Linked DNA regions of Homo sapiens: regions 2, 3 and 4 are each linked to region 1. A link is a contact called in ENCODE Hi-C or POLR2A ChIA-PET data. All regions are on one chromosome and are shown on one strand. Each heading gives the region's core, a stretch centred on a gene start or an enhancer-like site at or near the end of the contact. The rest is flanking DNA. Distances are from core to core; before and after follow the strand shown. Region 1 holds the start of PPP1R12B (protein phosphatase 1 regulatory subunit 12B). Region 2 overlaps PPP1R12B (protein phosphatase 1 regulatory subunit 12B). Region 3 overlaps PPP1R12B (protein phosphatase 1 regulatory subunit 12B). Region 4 overlaps PPP1R12B (protein phosphatase 1 regulatory subunit 12B).

Evidence for each region. Hi-C counts contacts between places; a loop is a spot of excess contacts on that map. ChIA-PET counts read pairs that join two places held with the same protein, here RNA polymerase II (POLR2A). Pooled maps may share reads with other maps.
Region 2: a loop to region 1 is called in a pooled map, with 2.4 times the contacts of the local background. The contact joins the enhancer-like site here to the promoter of PPP1R12B in region 1. A Hi-C loop is called at or near these places in 4 of 50 pooled maps. POLR2A ChIA-PET finds 5 or more read pairs at or near these places in 2 of 52 experiments (HEK293T and PC-9).
Region 3: a map of mammary epithelial cell shows a loop between it and region 1 (3-fold over the local background). The contact joins the enhancer-like site here to the promoter of PPP1R12B in region 1. A Hi-C loop is called at or near these places in 26 of 168 maps with a recorded cell type or tissue (A673, B cell, CD4-positive, alpha-beta memory T cell and 20 more), 19 of 37 single-sample maps with no recorded cell type and 30 of 50 pooled maps. POLR2A ChIA-PET finds 5 or more read pairs at or near these places in 4 of 52 experiments (A673, BJ, GM12878 and 1 more).
Region 4: a pooled map shows a loop between it and region 1 (3-fold over the local background). The contact joins the enhancer-like site here to the promoter of PPP1R12B in region 1. A Hi-C loop is called at or near these places in 5 of 37 single-sample maps with no recorded cell type and 8 of 50 pooled maps. POLR2A ChIA-PET finds 5 or more read pairs at or near these places in 3 of 52 experiments (AG04449, MCF 10A and Panc1).

Annotation. Positions count from the first base shown.
Region 1 is chr1:202,347,394-202,350,129 of GRCh38, reverse strand. PPP1R12B (protein phosphatase 1 regulatory subunit 12B) reads right to left here and starts at 1,431. Exons shown (of 24, transcript NM_002481.4): 1 at 988-1,431. The coding sequence starts at 1,278. RefSeq lists enhancers at 1,163-1,472, 1,144-1,684.
Region 2 is chr1:202,530,644-202,533,474 of GRCh38, reverse strand. All of the region lies in intron 18 of PPP1R12B (protein phosphatase 1 regulatory subunit 12B), which reads right to left. Among named protein-coding and RNA genes, the nearest start is that of SYT2, 180 kb to the left of the region's middle. Within about 2 kb of position 1,330, at least 3 of the 41 ENCODE cell types and tissues checked have a DNase peak (open chromatin) inside an H3K27ac peak, as active enhancers do; they include PC-9, where a contact is called at or near this core.
Region 3 is chr1:202,588,034-202,590,865 of GRCh38, reverse strand. PPP1R12B (protein phosphatase 1 regulatory subunit 12B) reads right to left here. Exons shown (of 24, transcript NM_002481.4): 24 at 1-2,832. It overlaps SYT2 (synaptotagmin 2), which reads left to right. Exons shown (of 9, transcript NM_177402.5): 9 at 1-270. Among named protein-coding and RNA genes, the nearest start is that of SYT2, 120 kb to the left of the region's middle. RefSeq lists enhancers at 1,423-1,472, 878-2,077. Within about 2 kb of position 1,530, at least 27 of the 41 ENCODE cell types and tissues checked have a DNase peak (open chromatin) inside an H3K27ac peak, as active enhancers do; they include HCT116, IMR-90, ascending aorta and 6 more, where a contact is called at or near this core.
Region 4 is chr1:202,481,992-202,485,179 of GRCh38, reverse strand. All of the region lies in intron 13 of PPP1R12B (protein phosphatase 1 regulatory subunit 12B), which reads right to left. Among named protein-coding and RNA genes, the nearest start is that of PPP1R12B, 130 kb to the right of the region's middle. Within about 2 kb of position 1,644, at least 7 of the 41 ENCODE cell types and tissues checked have a DNase peak (open chromatin) inside an H3K27ac peak, as active enhancers do.

The DNA.
Region 1 (2,736 bases), core at 182-2,681:
ATAAAGTTGAGTTATTATTTAGAAGTAGATTCTCATGCCAATACATTCACTTTGCACAGACGGCAGAAGAAGAAAAATACAAAAGATTAAGAGTGGGTGTCCGGCTCTCAGCTCACCAAAATAACTGATGAAGTTCCATTTGAGGAGAGAGGGGTAGTTAGTCATGGCAGTCAGTAGACAGAGAATATTGCTGCATTAGGTGACAGAAGTAAAGGTGTCGTTACCAAGCACAGATTATCCACAATCCATATAGTATAGCTATACATGGGGCATGGGATTTCTATAGAGCACTTTAGAAAAAAAAATAGAAAAATAGAAAAGCTATTCCATAAGTATCAAACAGAGGTAATTCAGTAACTTAGTTCTCCATAGGAAGCTCTCAGGGAGGTAGCACTGCTGAGAAGGAAGTTAAGATACCTAAAACAACGAGGTCCAGCGTGTTCTAGGAGCTGTAGCCTAGAGGCAACACAAACTGTTTTGAAGTACTACAAATCAACAAAACAAGAGGTGTGGTTTCAGACCTGCTTGTCTTTACCCAGTAAAGGGCTTTACTCTTTAAGTGATATAAGATATTCTATAACGGGGACACACAACAACTGAATTTTCTGAAAGGGCATCAAACAAATGACACTGTGCCTATGAGTGACGCGGTGTGCAGGCACGCCAACCAGACATAAGTGAAGATAACTAATCTACAGGGATAAGACCAGGGACAAAAATCACCAGTAACCATGACAACACAAGTAGGTGGAGGGAAATACAAACACTGACCAAGCAGCGGGGTGACGCTATTCCTAAGACCCTGGGGTCAGAAAAAGACTTGATTAGTGGAGGAAGCTGGCCAAGAATGAAACCGATTAGCCCAAAAGGGCAGTGTCCATGCAGAAGGAGTCGGCGGCAACACTGATACTCCCCATGGGGTGGCTCGCAGGGTCAAAGGCTCATCTGTAGGAGACTGGACGCCTCTAAGACCAAGAAAGGAGTTACCTGGTGCAGGGCTGTCAAGCCGTCCACGTTGACCGTGTTGATATCAGCACCTCTTGCCAGAAGCTTTCTCACCTCGTCGGTGTCCCCGCTAGAGCAGGCGGCCAGAAAGACAGCACCGTCCTCGAAGCGGACCCTGGGGCTCCCGCGCCTGGTCAGCGGCTGCCGCCCCGCGCCTCGTCGCTCCGCAGGCTCCTGCTCTGTCAGCGAGCCCCGCCAGCGCCGAAGCTGCTCTGCCCGCCGCATTCGCGCCGACTCTGCCCGCTTCCCTCCTAGGTGCTCCAGTTCCGCCATTGCTCCGGCCTCGGCAGCTGCTGCCAAAACTACCAACACTAAATTACTGTTGGGGCTCGAGTTGCCGCTGCCGCCTCTCTCAGAGCGCTTCAGCCCGGAGCAGAGGGCGGAGACCCTCGCGCCGCCATCTTTACTCCTCCCGCCAGTAGTACCGCCCGCACGCTCCCTCGGCTTCAATACGCAGGCGCTGCCCGGCCTCGGGTCATCACGGGACTCGTAGTAAGAGGCCTGCCCTAAGTGCACTTGGTGGCCGTAAGGGAACTACAAATCCCTGGATGCATCAGAAAAAAGGCGAGGACCGGCGGCTCTCTCTTTCGCCACGGGACCCAGTGGGGTCACCTTTGCCCTAAAGCTGGAACTGTCTCCTGGACTGGCGTCAGCCTCTTCCTCTGGGCATTTTGGGAGTTGTAGTTTATTCTTGTTATGACTAGTAACTAATCTTATCTCCCTAATTATCACATCAATTCTTTGGAGTGGAAAAAAGGCGGTAATTATTCCTGTTTTCTGGAGGAGAGAACTAAACATTAAGTACCTAAACGACTGGATTCTATATCCTAGTTCTAAGTCTAGGGTTTTATTAACATGTGTATTAATCACGGTAAATGTGAATGAGCGTGGGGAAGAGGAGCATACATACAGATACAGTATTACATGTTTTACATAAATACTGTCAACTTACTCCAGGCCCAGAAAAGATCTTGAAAATGATGCATTCAGATGTAGTGAAAAGAGTTTAAGCTGTGAATTTAAATTGAATTCACAGCCGCAGACAAATTACTTGACTTCTCTTAGCCAGTTTTCTTATGTGTAAAATGGGAATAACATCTCACAGGGTAGTCATGTGGATCAAATGAAATAATACATGCAAGGATGCCTAATACTATCTTTGGCACATATTGGATCCCAATAAATAATTTCTCTTCCTTCTCCCTCCTCCTCCTCCTCTACTCTTTTCATATACCTTAAATTTTTACAAGACAGAATAGATGTCTTCCATGATTTTTATTTCTTTTCTTTTGAGACAGAGTCTCACTCTGTCACCCAGGCTGAGTGCAATGGCGCAATCACGGCTCACTGCAGACTCAACCTCCTGGGCTCAAGCGATCCTCCCACCTCAGTCTCCCCAGTAGCTAGGACTACAGGTGCCCACCACCACACCCACTATTTTTTTATTTTTTTGTAGAGACAAGGTCTCACCATGTTGCCCAGGCTGGTCTGGAACTCTTAGACACAAGCGATCCTCCTGCCTCAGCCTCCCAAAGTGTTGGTATTACAGCCCTGAGCCACTGTACCTGTCCCATGATTTTTTTTTTCAAAGCTAGAGAAAGATACTATCAAGCATACTAAATCATACTAAATTCCTAAGGTAGCAAATAGAACATTTTTATATTCACCAAGACTGGGTTATAAAACATGTATCTGTCCGATTGTTTTGTTTTGTTTTGTTTTGTTTGAGAC
Region 2 (2,831 bases), core at 81-2,580, 180 kb before region 1:
AAACAAAAAAACCCAAAATTAGCAAGGCATGGTGGTGCCCACCGTAGTCCCAGCTACTCAAGATGCTGAGGTGGGAGGATCCTCTGAGCACAAGAGGCAGAGGATACAGTGAGCTAAGATCATACTACTGCACTTCAGCCTGGGCAACAACAAAACAAAACAAAACAAAACAAAACAAAACAAAATACCCCCAAAAAACCAAGGTCATATAAGTCAAGGAAAGTCTAACTAGAGATACACAAAAATTGGGTATAGTGATCCTGGATTGGATCTTTCTGCTCCCATGGACTTCATTAGGACAACTGGTAAAAATGTGAATGTGTCACGCCTGTAATCCCAGCACTTTGGGAGGCTGAGGCGGGCAGATCACCTGAGGTCGGGAGTTCAAGACCAGCCTGACCAACATGGAGAAACCCCATGTCTACTGAAAATACAAAATTAGCCGGGTGTGGTGGCACATGCCTGTAATCCCAGCTACTCGGGAGGCTGAGGCAGGAGAATCATTTGAACCTGGGAAGCAGAGGTTGGGGTGAGCCGAGATCGCAACATTGCACTCCAGCCTGGGCAACATGAGTGAAACTCCAGCTCAAAAAAAAAAAAAAAAAAAAAAAAAAGTGAATGTGATCTCTAGGTAAAGGGTATACAGCAATTCTTTATTCTTGAAATATTTCTGTAAGTTTAACAGTGTTTAAAAAAAAAACAGAGTTTTTTCATCTCACTACAGTGAGAAAGGGGCACAAGGAAGTGACTTTCTTTTTTAATTCCTGACAACTTTGAAAGATAGTCTCTCTTTACAGAGGACTCTAAGATTATATGTTCACCAAAGAATTGGGTTTGCTAACGGAAACAGGCAGTCACTTGGGCTGAAGGTACAATGAGGCTCATTATTAGGTTATGAATCAATTTAGTGGCCACAACCAGATCAATAAAAAGTGAATAAACAGAATAGCAAATGTTGGAATGCATTACACATAGTAGACTAAGGTATTGGTATGTTTTTGTCAAAGGTGTTTGAACCAGAGGCACTCTATCTTGAATACGGGCTGGGTAAATAAGGCTGAGACCTACTGGGCTGCATTCCCAAGAGGTTAAGGCATTCTCAGTCACAGGATGAGACAGGAGGTCAGCACAAGATACAGGTCACAAAGACCTTGCTGATAAAACAGGCTGCGATAAAGAAGCCAGCCAAAACCCACCAAAACCAAGATGGCAATGAGAGTGACCTCTGTTCGTCCTCATGACTCATTATACACTAATTATAAAATATCAGCATGCTAAGAGACACTCCCACCAGTGACACGACAGTTTACAAATGTCATGGCAACATCAGGAAGTTGCCCTATATGGTCTAAAATGGGGAGGAACCCTCAGTTCTGGAAATTGCCCACCTCTTTCCTGGAAAACTCATGAATAATCCACCCCTTGTTTAGCATATAATCAAGAAGTAACCATAAAACCAGCAGCCCTTGGGGCTGCTCTGTCTATGGAGTCATTCTTTTATTCCTTCACTTTCTAAATAAACTTGCTTTCACTTTACTGTATGGACTTGCCCTGAATTCTTTCTTGCGTGAGATCTAAGAACCCTTTCTTGGGGTCCAGATCGGACTGCTTTTCTAGTAACAAAACCACAAGGTCCTTTAAGGCCCAAAGGAGATCAACAGTTAGGTGGAAATTACCTAGTCTTTCAAAAATGTCTCTGCCTCGTCCTCAAATCAATTTTTTGGTAGGTTAGTTTATAAACTTCTGAGTAGATACAATATACAGTATTTTAGTTCAGATTTAGGCAAGAAGGTGATGAGTCAAGTATTACCAGTTAAGAAGTATAGTTTAAGATCTCTGTTCCTCCTTTTGGAACAGGGCAGTCATTTTCAGTCCATTTATGAATATAAGATCCAAAGAAAATATTTTTATTTTTATTTTCAACTGATACTTTTCTTCCATCAACTAACAACTATTAAGTTCTTATTCTATGCAAGGTACTATTAGGGATAGGGATATACAAAGTACTGTAAGACATGATTCGTGTCTTCAAAGAGATTATAGGAAATCTCAAAATTTGTATCACTAAAAAGATCTCCATACTGTTAAAAAATATCAAGCCCTACTCTTCCATATATTTTTATATAAATAATTTTTGATCTCATACTAAACAAACAATTTATTTTTAAAGGAGACCATCAACAGCACACAGCCAAGTTGGAAGATAGTCTAGAATTCATAACAGCTTCATTTACTATTCTATGCTTTTATAGCGACGTTTTATTACTGGGTACTTAGAAGGGCCAAAAATATTACTTGGGGGCAGGAAATAAGTTCTAAAGGAAACAGGAGGTTCTTTGTCACTTCTTCTTCTTCTGATTTTTCCATCTCAATCCTGTTTAATTTATGCGATGTGAAAATCCTCCCCTTTTGGGGGTGATGGAGAAGATCAATAATGATAACTCACATTTAATGTTGACTCCTGCACAGATGCTCCTGAGTGAGGGAGACATATTAGGGACTTTACCACAAAATGAATCATTTTAGAGTAAAGAGTCAGCCTTAATTCCACATGTAAGAAAATGCAGAACAGAGAAAAGTCACGCAATTCTTTCAGTGTAATAAAGGGCCTTTGACACATGTTCTTTGTGAACAAGCAAAAAAGCTAAAAATCAGACCAACAAAATATATCCACTAATGGCTTCTGCATAGTCTAGTGGGTTGCTGGGAGTAGGGAGAAGAGATGGTGCTATTTTGGAGTACAAGGCAGCAACAGAGAGGCAAAGCAAGACAGGATATACAAGTTGCACAGCATGGAGCTCACAATAACTTTACTAGCTGACAAAATGTTC
Region 3 (2,832 bases), core at 281-2,780, 240 kb before region 1:
GCTGCTTTCTGAAAACCCTGGGGCTGAAAACTTCAAAATCAGGGCCTGGCAGAGCCTAGCTTCGCCAAGGTCAGCCCACCAGGAGCCCTGCCTTCGTCTCCATAGGAAGGACACATGTACAGCCCTTGCCCCCGGCCCTCTCATTCCCACTTCTGCTTGGCAATGCTCTCCATCTCCCTTATGTGGACTCTTGTTCTTGTCTGATCTCTTGTCAAATTGTTATTTTGTAATGAACTGCGTCTCCTTATTAAAGAAATGAGCTGAAAGAAACCTGGGGGTGGGGGGTGTCTCTGGTTGTTTTTGCTGCGCTGAGGTGGGGGTGAGGGAGTGGGAGCTGCCTGTGAGGGTCAGTATGGTGGGTGAGGGTGGTGAGATGGTCCTGAGGCTCTGGCTTCTAACCCAGAATCTCCCTTCAGGGAAGCACCAAAAGGGGCTGAGGTCCCCTCTCTCCTGGGGTTGGGGGAAGACCAGATTGGCACTCTGGTGGGTGCTGGGGCCCACACATCTCCTGAGAACACATGCCAGGCTGTGGAACTGTGGGGAGTGTGGTGGTGCCGGGGAACATTGTCTGGGAGGCTGGGCGGGGCGGGGTGGTGGTGGGGACTATATTCTTGAATTCCCTTCCAGTAGAGCTGGGCTTAGGGAACAGCCACAGTCTGAGCCCAATGACGAGAGGGAGGCTGGCCCTGGGAAGTGGGAATTTGAAAAGTAACAATTTCTACAAAGTCCTCAGTTGACTCTTTGCAAATAACTTGAAATGTCTTTAACTTCTGAAGCAAAGATGTTAGGGACCAGGGATAGGGCGTCAGAATTTTTAGGGAAAGGGAGAGTGGGACAGCATTGCCCCCAAAGACCAGGGAAGAGTAAAACTCCTTCTTCGGTTCCCACTTCCACCTGTCTCCTCTCCTTGAGGATAGACCAGCAGCTACCATTTTTGTCAGTTTACACCAGCACCTGTCCTCCAGGAACACCGTTGGCTAGATGTGTGCTTGTCCATCAGGTCCAAAGGCATGGGGGCAGTGAATGCAAGCAGGGATGGGAGCTGCCCACCTGAGGGAGCATGAGCCCAGATCCTTTAACATCTATCCTGTCTTGCTGCTTCAGTCCCTAAGGCTGGGTAGGGTGAGGGGCATGAGCCTTTCAGCAGACGGACTGGGATTTATCACCTGAGGGTCTCCTGGCTAAGAATATGAGCTTTTTACTCTGCCAATAGGTTGTGGCCTTCTCCTTTCCCCCCAAGAGGGCTGGACCACGTGACGGCTAGGTGATACTGTATCTGCAGACCTTACTACAACCAGTGGGGGTCAGAAAGAGAAATGACATTTGCAGTCTAGGAACCCTTTGCATCGGTCATGCTTCTTTGCCTCTGTTTTGTGCCCCAGGACAGGACTGAATTCTTCAACCATGACATCAAGTGTGCTTGTTCTGCTGCTGCTTGGGTTACAAACAGCTGGGTGACATCAGGGGAGAAGAATCTTCCCTCCCTGACCTCTCCCCAAGTCAGTGACCAGGGATTTCCGCTTGGCAGGAAACACAGGGCTGAGCAAAGCCAGAGGCAGGGCTTGCTGGATGGAGAAACCAGACCCAGATCCTGGCTGCCTGGGGTCAGACCTGGCCACCCACGTACAAACCCTGCCAGCGGGCCTGAACAGCTCTTCTCTGGGCATGGCTCCTTCATTTTGAGTTTAGATTTAACCTTCAATAGCCCCCAAGTTAACTACATTTGTAGTTTGGAACTACAGGATAGTTTTGGATCTCCTGAATTAAACAATGACCTCATGAAGACTTATGGATATAGCAGATGACTAAGGGTGATGGCAGGAGACTTCCATGAGCCCAAGGAAATCACCACCTCCCTAGACCTCAACTTTCCCATGTACTAGAGTGTGCTAGTGTTCACCTGGATGGCCTCAACACCTTTGTCACTTAAACCTGGTGTCTTCCAAGAAATAACCGTATATACTCTTGGTTACTTGAAGCTTGGAACCTTGATATCTATCTATCTATCTATCTATCTATCTATCTATCTATCTATCTATCTTACGGTTCTTTTGAACGCCAATCTAGGCTTCTCCTTGGCCTGACTCCATTTAGGAAATTCCTTGATACTACCAGAGACCCTTCTCAGTGGCCATGACTCACTGTGGCTGTCCCTGGGGAAGGGGCCTCTATGTGGACAGGAGTTGTAGGAGGCTGGTGGGCGAGGCCCCCACCAATGATAAGATGTAAAATCAGAAGAGGCTGCCCCAGATGTGAGATTCTAGAAATCCCATGCTCTGAACTGTGGAGACAGTCACAAAGTTAAAACACAGTTTTATTTACTCATTTATAAATACTGTTGTGTTTACAGGCATCATATAGAAGTGAATATTATTATTCCCAAACTTTCAAACACAGAATACTCAAAACTATATAACAACAACCAGTAAAACAAAACCATTCATCTTAGGGTTGAAAGGCCACTCAAAATTGCATAAAAATACATTCAGTTCACAAAGCAAGTCTGGCTGCTTCTCCCTAAACAACCCCAACCCCACCCCATCCCAGGTGTATTTACAGTGGACTGAAGTTAATCCATACAACTCAGCTGAAAAACAGTTACATCTGGTGTGTGAACCTTGGTGGAACTAGGGTGAAGGGTGGAGTAAAGACACAAAATGCTACCACTAAAATGGGAGAGGCATGGAAACCTCAGGGTGGTTCTTTTCACCCCTGTTGATCAAGGTCAGGGCAAAGACAAGGAGGAAGGAAAACCATAAAGCCAAAGTCTGAGTGTGAACCACTCAACTGAGCACAGGCTGTAGCTTCTCCAAGAAGGATGCAAGGGTGAAA
Region 4 (3,188 bases), core at 395-2,894, 130 kb before region 1:
CCCAACCCCAGGAACAGCCAAAGCTGCACAGGGGGGAAACTGCCTAACTGCTGGCCAGTCCCCTCACCGGTACATACCTGCACTGCACAGCTAGCTGGCCAGCTGAACCTATGCACACCCACATCCAGCCCAACAACCAGTTCTACCGTGGTTCCATCCCTCAGACCGCTGCAGAACCACCCAGCCCTGCTGTGGCCACACACCACTGTGCCTGACAGCCAGTCTAGCAGCAGCCCTGCCCCAAAGACAGACCACTGCAGGGTTGTGTGGCCCTGCTGTACCCATGCTTGGCCTGATAGTTGGTCAAGCAGCAGCCCTGTACCCCTGGATTTCTCAGGAGAAATCCTGTAGGCCAGGAGAGAATGAGATGATATATTCAGAGTGTTTGGGGGAAAAAAATGAACCTGTCAGCCAAGAATACTATATCCAGCAGAGCTATCAACCACCAATGAAGGAAAAATAAAGACCTTCCCAGACAAGCAAAAGCTGAGAAAAACCCATCACCACTAGACTAGCCTTACAAGAAATACTTAAGAGAATGGTATAACTGGAAATAAAAGATTATAATTATTTTCATGAAAAGATGTAAAAGTATAAAACTCACCAATAGAGGTAAATTCATAAATCAAATTCAGACTAGCCCAGTGATTTAATGGTGCTATGTAAGTCTCTCAGTCCTCTAGTACGAAGGTTTAAAGTCAAAATGGTCAAAACCCGTGACACTTACAATTAGTAGCTAAGGAATACAATCACAGGTAAAAAAGTAAATTACAGAAACAAAAGAGAGAAGTCTAGAGTATTTTAATGCAACCAAAGTTAAGTTGCTATCAGCTTAAAACATTCTATTATAAGACTTTTAATGTTAGCCCCATGGTAGCCACAAAGAAAGAAAGAAATTACTGCAGAGGCACAAACAAGAAAGAGGAAGGAAACAAAGCTCAGCACTACAGAAAACCACCAAACCACAGAAGTAAATAAAAGAGGAAGAAAGGAACGAAGGATCTATAAAACCACCAGAAAAAAAAATTTACAAAATAGCAGGAGTAAGACCTTCTTTATCAATAATAGCCTTAAATATAAATGGATTAAATTATCCAATTAAAAGATATAGAGTGGCTGAACGGATTAAAAACAAGACCCAACTATATACTGCCTAAAACAGACTCACCTAACCATTAAAGACAAACATAGAATAAAAGTAAAGGGAGGGAAAAAGATATTCCATGCAAATGGAAACCAAGTGAGCAGGAGTAACCATGTCAGATAAAACAGACTTTAAGTCAAAAACTGTAAAAGAAGACAAAGAAGGTCATCAGACATTGATAAAGGGTACAATTAAGCAAGAGGATATAAAAACTATAAATACATCCATCCATCCAAGACCAGAGCGCCCAGATATATAAAGCAAATATTATTAGAGGTAAAGGGAGAGATAGACTGCAATACTATAACAGTAGGTGTTAAATGTAGTGAACTCCAAGTTTCTCTTCAAAGAATCAGTATGCCAGTATATTCAGCTCTCTTATTCTCTATTCTCCATTTTAAAGCTTAACTTCCTGGTTCTCTTCACCCTCTTGCCTCTAGCTTCAGTAAACAACCCCCTCCTAGCCTCTATCACCTGCTCTGACCTGAGTCATCCTGAGTCACCTGTTCTGTAACCGTCGTTCCCACCAAACTACTCACTGGGATTTTGGGCACAGACTTCCTCTGTTCCCTCTGTCAGTCTTTCTCTCTTTTTACATATACTTTTTGGGCTTCTCTTAGAAGCTCTTCCATAGGTTTATCTTTCCAGTTCTCTATCTTTTGTAATTTCTTGTTAATATCTTAGCCAAGATTGCGCCTACTGCATTCTGGCCTGGGCGACAGAGCAAGACTCCATGTCAAAAAAAAAAAAAAAAAAAGGTGTTCTTCATAGAAATAAAACAAAATCCTAAAATTCATAGGAAACCAGAAAAAAAAAATGAATAGCCAAAGCAATTCTGAGTGGAAAGCTGGAAGCATCACACTACATAACTTAAAAATATACTACAAATGTATAATAACAAAAACAGAATGGTACTGGCATAAAAACAGACACGTAGACCAATGGAACAGAATAGAAAGCCCAGAAATAAATTGACACACCTAAAGCCAACTGATTTTTGACAAAGGTGCCAAGAACACACATTAGGGGAGAAACTGTTTCTTCAATAAATGCTGCTGGGAAAGTGGGACATCCACATGCAGAAGAATGAGAGTAAATCCCTACCTCTCACCACATACAAGAATCAATTCAAAGTAGATTAGAGACTTAACATGGAAACCCAAAACTATGGAACTACCTAGAAGATAACATAGGAGAAATGCTTCATGACATGGGGCTAAGCTAGGATATTTTAAATAAGACTTCAAAAGCATAGGAAACAAAAGCAAAAATGGACAAATGAGATTGCAACAAACTAAAAAGCTTTTGCATAGCAAAGGAAACTATTAAACAGAGTAAACAGACAACCTAAAGGATGGGAAAGAAAATTTGCAAACTATACATCTGACAAGGAGTTAATATCCAGAATATATAAGGAACTTAGCAGCAAACAAAACAAAAAAACAAAAACCTGATTTTAAAAATGGGCAAAAGACCTTAACAGACATTTACTTCTCAAAAGAAGTCATACAAATGGCTAATGAGTATATGAAAAAATGGTCAACATCACAAACCATCAGGGAAATGAAAATCAAAACCACAATAGGTACCATTTCACACCACTTAGAATGACCATTATCAAAAAGACAAAAGAAAACCAGTTTTGGCAGGGATGTGAAGAAAAGGGGAACACTTACACAAGTTGGTGGGACTGTAAGCTAGTACAGCCATTGTGGAAAACAGTATGGAGGTTCCTTTAAAACGTAAAAATAGAACTACCATATGATTCAGCAATCCCACTACTGTGTACACATCCAAAGGAAAGGAAATTAGTATATTGAAGAGTTATCTGCCTTACCGTGTTTATGGCAGCACTATTTACGTTAACAAAAATATGAAACTGAGTCCTCAAAAATGGAAGAATGGGTAAAGAAAATGTGTATATCCAGAATGGAACAGTATCCATCCATTAAAAAAAAAGAATAAAATCTTGTCATTTGCAACAACACAGATGAACCTGGAGGATATCAGGTTAAGTGAAATAAGCCAGACACAGAAAAAAAAA